Regions from separate parts of the Homo sapiens genome. Here regions 1 and 2 are each linked to region 3. A link is a contact called in ENCODE Hi-C or POLR2A ChIA-PET data. All regions are on one chromosome and are shown on one strand. Each heading gives the region's core, a stretch centred on a gene start or an enhancer-like site at or near the end of the contact. The rest is flanking DNA. Distances are from core to core; before and after follow the strand shown.

Evidence for each region. Hi-C counts contacts between places; a loop is a spot of excess contacts on that map. ChIA-PET counts read pairs that join two places held with the same protein, here RNA polymerase II (POLR2A). Pooled maps may share reads with other maps.
Region 1: a pooled map shows a loop between it and region 3 (2.8-fold over the local background). The contact joins the promoter of TFR2 here to the promoter of SLC12A9-AS1 in region 3. A Hi-C loop is called at or near these places in 1 of 168 maps with a recorded cell type or tissue (B cell), 5 of 37 single-sample maps with no recorded cell type and 7 of 50 pooled maps. POLR2A ChIA-PET finds 5 or more read pairs at or near these places in 4 of 52 experiments (AG04450, H1, activated B cell and 1 more).
Region 2: a pooled map shows a loop between it and region 3 (6-fold over the local background). The contact joins the promoter of TRIM56 here to the promoter of SLC12A9-AS1 in region 3. A Hi-C loop is called at or near these places in 2 of 37 single-sample maps with no recorded cell type and 9 of 50 pooled maps. POLR2A ChIA-PET finds 5 or more read pairs at or near these places in 8 of 52 experiments (A549, CD4-positive, alpha-beta T cell, Caco-2 and 5 more).

What each region holds. Positions count from the first base shown.
Region 1 is chr7:100,640,256-100,643,864 of GRCh38, forward strand. TFR2 (transferrin receptor 2) reads right to left here and starts at 1,297. Exons shown (of 18, transcript NM_003227.4): 1 at 1,222-1,297; 2 at 721-973; 3 at 431-617. The coding sequence starts at 1,254. It overlaps ACTL6B (actin like 6B), which reads right to left. Exons shown (of 14, transcript NM_016188.5): 14 at 2,842-3,071. The coding sequence ends at 2,991.
Region 2 is chr7:101,083,615-101,086,827 of GRCh38, forward strand. It overlaps TRIM56 (tripartite motif containing 56), which reads left to right and starts at 1,867. Exons shown (of 3, transcript NM_030961.3): 1 at 1,867-1,957. RefSeq lists enhancers at 224-724, 1,428-1,477.
Region 3 is chr7:100,850,817-100,853,910 of GRCh38, forward strand. SLC12A9-AS1 (SLC12A9 antisense RNA 1) reads right to left here and starts at 1,798. Exons shown (of 2, transcript NR_146550.1): 1 at 1,698-1,798. It overlaps SLC12A9 (solute carrier family 12 member 9), which reads left to right and starts at 1,897. Exons shown (of 14, transcript NM_020246.4): 1 at 1,897-2,019. RefSeq lists enhancers at 1,114-1,313, 1,384-1,533 and a silencer at 1,824-2,133.

The sequences.
Region 1 (3,609 bases), core at 47-2,546, 210 kb before region 3:
TTTCTTTGGTAGAGACGGGGTTTCATCGTATTGCCCAGGCTTGCTTGCTTGGTTTTCTGATTCCCTAGAATGCGGCTTCTCAGAACCCCTCAGCGCTCCCTGCTCCAAATCTAGGCGCCTGGGTGAGGCATTCAAGGCTTTTCTGGGTCTGTCCAGTCTGATACTGGATGCTGCACCCCTCTGATCTCAGACAGTCAGCTCCCTCACCTCCCAAATATGCCACCCTCAGAGCCTCAGTCCCCTGGAACCTCAGCTCCGAATGCCTGCCATCCTTCCCAGGACCGCTGAACAGGGGGGCCAGGAAGGCAGATGGGAGGACTCAGGAGGGGGACCCAGACACCAGAGGCCTGGGCCAGGAGGCAGGGAGGCCCAGTCTGAGCGGATGAGGGGAGGGACACTCGAGAACAGGATGGGGCAGGGCCATCCCTACCTGATGGTGTCCTCCAGGCGCCCCTCCCCCAGGAACTGCAGGAACATGGCCTGGAGGTCGCTCCAGTAGAGTCTGCCCTGGTGGAAATCCAGGTCAGGCTCATAGTTGACATCCTCACTGACCACCAACACAGAGTCTCCGCACGCCTGGCAGGACCCTCGGAAGGCGACGTAGCCCAGTAGGAAGGCTGGCGGGTGGCAAGATGGGGATTCTCTTTATGCCCACCTCTGGACCCCAGAAATCTCCCCCAGCCCAAGCCCTTCACTTCTGGGGAGGGGGACGGCTCTCACCCCCAGTGAAGATCAGCAGGGCCGTCAGGACCAGGTAGGGGGCAGCCCTCCGTCCTGCTGCCGCCCAGGGAATGAGGTTTGGCTGCCTGGGTCTAGAGCCCAGGGGCTCAGGGCCCCTCAGCTCCATGGGGCAGAAGTGGGCCAATGTCTCCGCCCCCTCCTCCCCGTCTTCCTCTTCCTCCTCCAGGTGCCCTTTCCGGGGGCCTTCCACACGCTGGTAGACGGTCTGAGAGGATCTTGGGGACAGTTGTTGCTGTGCAGGCGAGGTGGGCATGAGATTGGGGCAAGAGGCCTGGGGGGTGGGGAGGCATCTGGCAATAATGAGGTCAGTGACTTGGGGGTGTCAAATGAGCATGGTGGTGGGGGCGTGGGGGAGGGGCAGGGGTGGGAAGAAGCGAGGTCAGGACACGGTCCAGGAGGGGCCAGCCTCAGGGGCTTGGGAGGGGGCTGAGGGACTTAGAGAGAAGGCCTAAGGGGTCTTCCCAATCCCACTAGTCTTACCGCTCTCTGGAATAGACCCCAAAGCCGCTCCATGCTTGTGTCCCCTCCTGAAGCCTGCAGGCTGTCCCCCAGCGATAAACCGATAAACCGTTTGTGGGAGCCCTAGGAGGGCCCCTTATCAGTCCTGGCAGGCAGCCTGAACCAAGGCTGCTCCTCACCACCCCCAAGGGTGGGGGCACAGTCCTGGCCTCAGTCCAGCCTTCCAGACGTGGCCCCCGGGTCCAGGCCAGAGCACAAGGGGCTGTGCTCTCCCCTGCCAATCTCTCCACAGCCCCACGCCTGCCTCCTCCCTGCAAAACAATCAATTTTTTGACCTTGGGGCGGACTTTGGCCTCCTAGTTCCCATCAGGGGTGGGGGAAGGGGGCCGATAGTGGGGGAGGGCAGAGACATGGGTGCCCCCTCCCCTCTCCTGCTTTTACCCCTCCCTGGATCCTGGGGACCCCTTCCTAAGCCCCGCCATGCCCAGGTGGAAGATTCACCCCTAAGACATCTGCCCCTTCCTCATCTGGCCTTCAGAGTCCCCCAGTGCCCCGGTCCTGTGACATATCAGCTGTCCTCCCTGTCCTGACACTTGCCCCAGTGGCATTCTAAGCTGGAGGCACCACAGTGGTGTGACTTGGGGGTCTGGTCTGGTGGTGTGCATGTGTGTCTCTTTTGAAAGGTCGTTCTCAGACTCCTGCTGGCTGCTGGAGAAGGAGGGGCACAGGTGGGAGCACATGGTCAGATGAGACCAGCGAGAGCTCCCAGATAGGGGTCCTGGGGTCAGGGATATGTGGGTCAGTGGGGAGGAGTGATCAGAGTCCCCGCCAAGGTGTGGGCAGAGCTGGGTGACCCTGGACAAGTCATGGTCCTCCCTGGGCACCGGCCCGTTTGGTCACCGAAGGACTTGGATCACATGGGTTTCTACCTCTTTGGGTTCTGAGGCTGATGAAAGGCCAGTTAGCCTCACCCCAGAAACATGTCACAGGCATAAACTGCTAAACAGGCAGGGGGCGCAGGTCCCCAAACCCTTCCGAGGGCCCCAAGACAAGTAGCTCTGAAGAGGAGGGCTCAGGGTCCCACCAAGTTTCCCTTTCGGGTTTCCCCTGGGAAACATCAGCTCCTACTCAGGTCCAGAGAAGTTCCGAGCTGCTGGGATGCACCAGCGCCCTAGTCCCCGCCCCATGTCTGTCACCACCAAGAGCCCCAGGAAGGAAGGCATAGCGCATCTCACCTGAGCGCAGGTCCTGGGGTGCTCAGGCGTGCTGCTCCCCTGAGACCTAAGGCCTACGCTGAGGCCCCGCCCACCAGGCCCCACCTCCTGTTCCGCCCATCCAGGCTTCACCTCCTGCTCCACCCACCTCCTGCCACACTCACCCCAGGCCGTGCCCCTCCACTGCACCCTGCAGCCCCTCCCACCTCCCACCACAACTGTTAGCCCCCAGCAACTCCCCCAACCCCCGGTCCTCGTCATGTGGCCCTCCCTGGGTCACAACCCCTAGGAAACCTGAGGAATCCATGGCCCCTGGGGCTGTGTCCCAGCACCCACTGTGGGATCGGCATGGGTGTAGAAGTGAGACTCCCTCCCCTCACCTCCCTCCAGACCCCTGTGCCCACTCCCCACCCCACGGAGGCCAAACTTTTTTTTCTTAAAACATTTTTACTTCTTTCAACCCAGAAACATCACCATTAATGAGGACAAGAGGGAAAGGAGGAGGGGGGCAATGTGGCATGGGGGTTAAGGGACTTCCATCTGAGCTTGGGAGCAGGTGTGTGGGGAGGAGTGCCATCAGGGGCACTTTCGCTCCACGCACTGCTTCCCGCCCTCCTCATATTCCTGCTTGGAGATCCACATCTGCTGGAAAGTGCCCTGGGTGGAGGGGGTAATATCAGGGTCAGGGTGGCCTTGGAGGGAGGTGTGGACAGGCAGGTGCAGCCCCTGGGAATCCTCCAACAGGCCCCAACCACCCCTTGGGTTCACATCCCTCTGAAGCCCCTCCCCACCTCATCCTCCCCTCCTCGGTCTGTCCCCTTTCATATTCAGAGGGAGAGTATCCTCTTCATATCATTCAATCAATAATTCATTCATTCAACAAGTATTATTGAACAGCAGTCTCTGCCCTGAGCTAGGCCCTGTTCCTGAGCTGGGGGGATGGCACGCACAGCCCCAGGCCAGGCAACCTGCACCTGGCACTCAACACCCCCTACACACACACAGTCCTTCCCCACCAGGTGTCCTCTTCTCACTCCATCAGGGCTTTGGAACACCGCCAGTCTCCCTCTTTCCCAAGGAAGATATTCCCTCCACCTCACCATTCCAACACTGTGGCACCCCATCTGCAGCCTTCGGCATTACAACTTGCCCCTTGAGGGTTCCTGCAATGAGCATCTCAGAGTGTCCCTTCTCT
Region 2 (3,213 bases), core at 617-3,116, 230 kb after region 3:
GCTCGCTGCAACCTCTGCCTCCCAGGTTTAAGCAGTTCTCCTGCCTCAGCCTACCGAGTAGCTAGGAAGGCTAGGTTTTGTTTTGTTTTGTTTTGTTTTTTAGTAGAGACGAGGTTTTGCCATGTTGGCCAGGCTGGTCTCGAACTCCTGGCCTCAAGTGATTCTCCCAAAGTGCTGAGATTACAGGTGTGAGCCACTGCACCTGGCCTGTTTTTCTGTCTTCACCTTGGTTGCCCGTCTGGTTGGTAGCATTCAACAGTGCTGACCCCCTCGTCCTTCTAGAAGTGCAGCATTTCCTGCCTTGGCCTCTGTGACCCTCTCTCTTTTGGATTTCCACCTACCTCTCTGGCATCTATGTCTCAGCCCCTCCACCTTTCACCTGGACCCTGAGGTCAGGCTCCCTTCTGTCCTCTCGGCTGCTGCCAGAGTGAGCTCTTACAGCTTCAGTTTCCTACTTAAATTCCGCCATGTGGATAAAAAGGTACAAACATGCATAGGTATGTCATGAATTAATTACGGTAAAATGATAATTGTAGAACAGAAGTGGTGGAGATATGGGTGTTCACCGCAATTCTTTCAACTTCTTTGTGCTTTGAATTTTTCATAAAATGAGGCTGTGCATGTTGGCTCACGCCTGTAATCCCAGCACTTTGGGAGGCCAAGGTGGGTGGATCACTTGAGGTCAGAAGTTCGAGACCAGCCTGGCCAACATAGTGAAACCCCATCTCTACTAAAAATACAAAAATTAGCTGGGCGTGGCAGTGAGTGCCCGTAATCCCAGCTACTTTGGAGGCTGAGGCAGGAGGATCGCTTGAACCCGGGAAGCGGAGGTTGCTGTGAGCTAAGATCACACCACTGCACTCCAGCCTGGGCGACAGAGCGAGGCTTTGTCTCAAAATAAAAATTATTTTTTCATGAAATGTTGAGGGAAATCTCCTGCAATGATTCTTTTGTCTTTTTTGATAAAATGCAGGCTTCTCTGCCAACACTCTCGTATCCTCTCCACACACATCATCCTAAATGGGGATGTACCCTTGCTGCTCCCAGTACCTGGAACAGGAACATTCTTCTCAGTGTTCTCCAGCCCTCTATGCCCTCTTACTGTTTTATTTTTTAGACAGGGTCTTGCTCTGTCATCCAGGCTGGAGTGCAGTGTCACCATCATGGCTCACTGCAGCCTCGACCTCCCAGGTTCAAGTGATTCTCCTGCCTCAGTCTCCTGAGTATCTGGGATTACAGGTATGCGCTACCATGCACGGCTAGCGAATTTTTTATGGAGACTGGGTCTCACCATATTGCCCAAGCTGGTCTTGAACTCCTGGGCTGAAGCAATCCTCCCGCCTTCTTTAAACTCATCTCATTGATGCCTTCTCCAGGAAGCCTGTGCTGTTCCCTCAGCAAGAGGCTTCTTACCTGATCCCCCACAGCCTCTCCTACAGCTCAGCAACGGTTTATGGAATGAAAGGCCTCTCTTGAAGCTTTGCAGGCACCTGCCTGCCTGAGGTGTTAGCAAATCTGCAGACCCGCCCTGAGGCCATGTGTCTAGTTACCCTGGTCTCTGAATCACAGATGAGCTCTCATTTCTTCCCACAAATAAACCCTGTGACCCTCCACCCTCTACTCAGAGAACCCGCCCTCAGGTAGTTCCCTGTTTGTGACATACACACACTTAGCCCTGAGGCTGGACTGACAGGCCGACCTGGCTGGTGGACTCCAGCCCAAGCCTGCCAGCTGCCTGCCGGGGTGGGGGCCTTGGCGGGAGAGGACGGGGCCGGGTGGGGAGGAAGGCGGGGCCTGAGGCTGTGCGAGGCGAGTCGGTGTGTCCCTGGCTGGGACGGAAGTTGCACCACAAGTACAATTAGTTTCAGTTTTGTTTCTTTTCCAGGCACCCAGCAACGGCGGCCTCCAGGCCTCAGGCCCCCTCACCATCCTAGAGGTCAAGATCAGCTCTGGCTAGGTAAGGGGTGGGGGGCGGCACAGCTATAGGAAGGACCGAGCGGAGGGAGTAGGGGGAGGGGAGTGGAGAGAGAGCGCGGGAGGAGGAGGAAGGGAAGGAAAGGGAGGGCGTGAAGAGGCACCCGGAAGGCAGGAGGAGAGGGCAGGAGGGAAACTGCACTCGCCTCCCTCCCGCTCCGTGGCCACAGGTCCCCGCAAGAAAGACCCCGTCCCACTCTCTGAGGTCTCCTCCCAGCTCCAGAAAAGGGGACATTCCACCTAGTCTGCCCAACAAGTAGGTCTCAGCCACTGTGCCAGGAGCTCGGGACTCCCTCCCTCCAGAGGTTTCTGGAATGCATTCAGCAGGAAAAGCTAAAAGAACAGGACTCCAGGAGATAAGCCAAGGCCAAGTCTATCAGAGGGTGAGCCAGCAGCGGGAAGGGGACCAGCCCTTCCCCTAGCGTTTTTTCTGCCCGCTCCAGAATCCGCTTTAGAAACTGTTAAATGCAGAAAGTGGGGCCTCCACCACCCGCGATGCTGCCCCAGGTCTAGCAGAAGACAGGTGTAAGGCCAGGCGGGTGCGGTGGCTCATGCCTGTAATCCTAATGCTTTGGGAAGGCCGAGACGGGAGGATAGCCTGAGGCCAGGAGTTGGAGACCAGCCTGGGCAACATAGCAAGACCCCATCTCTACAAAAAGTGATAATTTTTAAAAAATGGGCTGGCTGGGCCCCTGGGCATGGTGGCTCACGCCTATAATCCCAGCACTTTGGGAGACCGAGGAGGGCGGATCACCTGAGGTCAGGAGTTCAAGACCAGCCTGGCCAATAGGGCCAAACTCCATTTCTACTAAACATACAAAAATTAGCCGGGTGTGATGGTGCGCACCTGTAATCACAGCTACTCGGGAGGCTGAGGCAGGAGAATCACTTGAACCTGGCAGGTGGAGGTGGCAGTGAGCCAAGATCGCACCACTGCACTCCAGCCTGGGCAACAGAGTGAGACTCTGTCTCAAAAAAAAAAAAAAAAAAAAAAAAGGCTGGGCATGGTGGCACATGCCTGTACTCCCAACTACTCAAAAGACTTGAGTCTAGGAGTTTGAGGCTGCAGTGAACTACGATCACGCCACTGCACTCCAGCCTGGGTGACAGAGGGTGACCCTATTGCTAAAAACTAAAATAAAATAAAAAGAAGGCAGGTGTATGGGGCTTGGAGGATTAAAGCCCCCTAAGCTACTGCAAGATCCTACCCCAACTGGCAGGACCTAGGCATCTCTGCCC
Region 3 (3,094 bases), core at 548-3,047:
TCAAGCTATTCTCCTGCCTCAGCCTCCCAAGTAGCTGGGATTACAGGTGCGTGCCACCACGCCCAACTAATTTTTGTATTTTTAGTAGAGATGGGGTATCACCATGTTGGCCAGGATGGTCACAATCTCCTGACCTCGTGATCCACCCACCTCGGCCTCCCAAAGTGCTGGGATTACAGGCGTGAGCCACCGTGCCTGGCCCAATTTTTAAAAAAAATTTTGTAGAGATGAGGTCCCACTTTATTGCCCAGGCTGGTCTGGAGCTCTTGGGCTCAAGTGATCCTCCTGCCTCAGCCTTCCAAAGTCCTGAGATTACAGGCGTGACCCACTGCACCCAGCTCCTTGCCACCTTCTTGGTGCCAATCAAAATAGTCCTGAATAAAGTCTGACTTACTGTTTTAACAAGAGTCAGATTTTTTTCTTTAATAAGCGCAGTAGAAGAGGTGAACTGAAGAGGAGGGGCTGCAGTCATTGATGAAGACAAGGTCCAAGGCAAAACCACAGACTAACAAGGTAAGGTGGAGGTTGAGATTTATGGAAGCAGAGTTCAGTGACGGACAGGCCAGGGTATGCCAAGGGAGTGCTTATAACTAACTGACCCTGAAAAAGTTTTTTTTTTTTTTTTGAGACAGAGTCTCGTTCTGTTGCCCTGGCTGGAGTGCAGTGGTGCGATCTCAGCTCACTGCAACCTCTGCCTCCCAGGTTCAAGCGATCCTCCTGCCTCAGCCTCCTAAGTAGCTGGGACTGCAGGCGCATGCTTGAGTTCAGGAGTTCCAGAGAGGCCTGGGCAACATGGCGAAACCCGGTCTCTACAAAATATTTAAAAATTAGCCAGGCGTGGTGTGTGCCTGTGTAGTTCCAGGCACTGCGGAGGCTGAGGCAGGAGGATGCTTGAGCCGGAAATGCAGAGGTTGTAGTGACACGAGATCGCGCCACTGCACTCCAGCCTGTGTAATAGTTCCTGGATCAAAAAAAAAAAAAAAAAAAAAAGGAAATGTATCTGAAACTTTCCAAGCTCCAATTTCCTAATCTGAAAAATTGAAATAGCGGTACCTACCTCACAGAGTGGCTAATTTAATGCAGTGCTATTTGCAAGGGATAATTTATCAAACCTTTAGGCGTTGTTCTAAAGTGCCCATTAAATGCTCACTGAACTCACAGCCTTAGGAGGGAGGTTCGAGTTTATGCCCATTTTACATATGAGGACGCGTTGGCAGGTGGTACTGCTGTTCATGGGATCTGTAAAGAGTGAAGAAGGAGTCTCAGCTCTCAGTAGAGTTCATAGGCTCTAGGATTTCTGCTGGAAGTGAGAACACTGCAGGGAGGCAAGAAAGCGGGCATCAGACGGTGCAAAGCGACCCTGGGCCCAGATCGGCGGCCAATGGCTCCCTCCGGTGGCGGAAGCGAAGAGCGCAGCTGGATCGGGCGCGAAGGGAGGATCCCCGCAGCGGGTGAGGGGCGAGGCTGGGACCCGGTGGAGGTTCTAGGGTTTTGAGAGGTTGGAGGACTAGAACTCCAGAAGTCCCTGAACGAAGTGGGCCGGATTTCCCGTGACGCACCTGGCCCAGGTGTTGCAGCCCCGCCCACCTCCCTGCCGCTTTCCGCCATCCTCACACGCCCCCTTTAGTGGGGTGGCTGCTCACCGCACCTCGGAGCTCGGACTGGGGTCCGGCCCCTGCGGCGACGATTGTTTGTACCTAAGTGAAGGAGGCTCCGAGACCCGCGGCCCACGTCCTGCCGGAGACGCTTGTCTGCAGGGCTGCATTGCATCCCCGGGCGCACGTGGAGCTGGAGCAGCGCAGGCTGGGGAAGAGCAGAGAGGGTCGGGCTTCTCCGGGCGCGCCATGGGGCGGGGCCGAGGACGGGGACCAATAGCGCGCGCGTGCTGGTGGGGGTGGGGACAGGCTCCAGGCCTGGCATCCCGGTAGCCGCAGCTGTCTTTTCCGGCCCCCGTGCACTCTCCGCCCGAGCGGAGCCCCCCGGCTCGCGGGGATCGCCCCCGAGCGCTGCGTCCTGCGGGTGGGTGAGTGAGCGCCTCGCGGCCCCCGAGCTGTGGGGTGCACCTGGCCGGGGAGAAGGATATCTTGGCTCCCTTGCACCCCAACGGGCGCAAAGGGGCAGGAGCCCGGATTGGGGGAGGAGGAGGACCCGGGGACCTTGTGTCGCTCGGTGGGAGCCGGTCTGTGTTTCTGTTTCGCTAGGGTGTGTTTGGGTTGGTAGAGTTTGTGGGGAGGGGTGCCTCGTGTGGATGGGAGGAATCGGGGAGGCTAAGGCGAGGAGGAGGGGGTTTGAGATGGGTTGAGGGAGAGGATTGACGGAGGGTGGGGTTTTGAAAGAGTTGGAAGTTTCTTGTTACCTGTGGGTGCGGTGATTGCATTGGGGGGCTTGGTAGGGGCAGCTCAGGACACCGAAGGAGAGGATGGGGAAGGCTCTCCTGCCCGTAACTTACTTCCCTTTTGGGAGATTTGGTTCCTCTTGCATTGCTAGTTAAGGAAGGAGAGGCTGGAGAAGCCTGTGCCGTCAGAGAACCTTTGCCCCTTTCCAGAACCGGTGCCATCCCTAGTCTCAGGAACATAAGGGAAGGGGTGGCCCCCAGGAGCCGGGAGGGGCCTTGAAACCCCTGCTGACAGGTTTGGGGTACCACTTTTTTGTGGGGCAGTGGCTGGTACCATTTGCAGCCCACGGACTTTTTTGAGTTGCCGGTAAGCAGGGTGTGGGTGCGTTCCTGTTTCCTTGCGGTTGTCTCTTTTTTTTTTTTTATTGACACAGGGTCTCGCTCTGTCACCCAGGCTGGAGTGCAGTGGCATGATCTCGGCTCGCTGCAGCCCTACGCCTCCAGGACTCAAGCGATTCTCGTGTCTCAGCCTCCCAAGTAGCTGTGATTACAGGCATGCACCTTCACGCTTGGCTAATTTTTTTTTTTTTCTTGTGAGACGGAGTCTCACTCTGTCACCCAGGCTGGAGTGCAGTGGTGTGATGTCGGCTCACTGCAACCTCTGCCTCCTGGGTTCAAGGGATTCTCCTGCCTCAGCCTCCCAAGTAGCTGGGACTACAGGCATGAGCCACCATGCCCAGCTACTTTTTGTATTTTTAG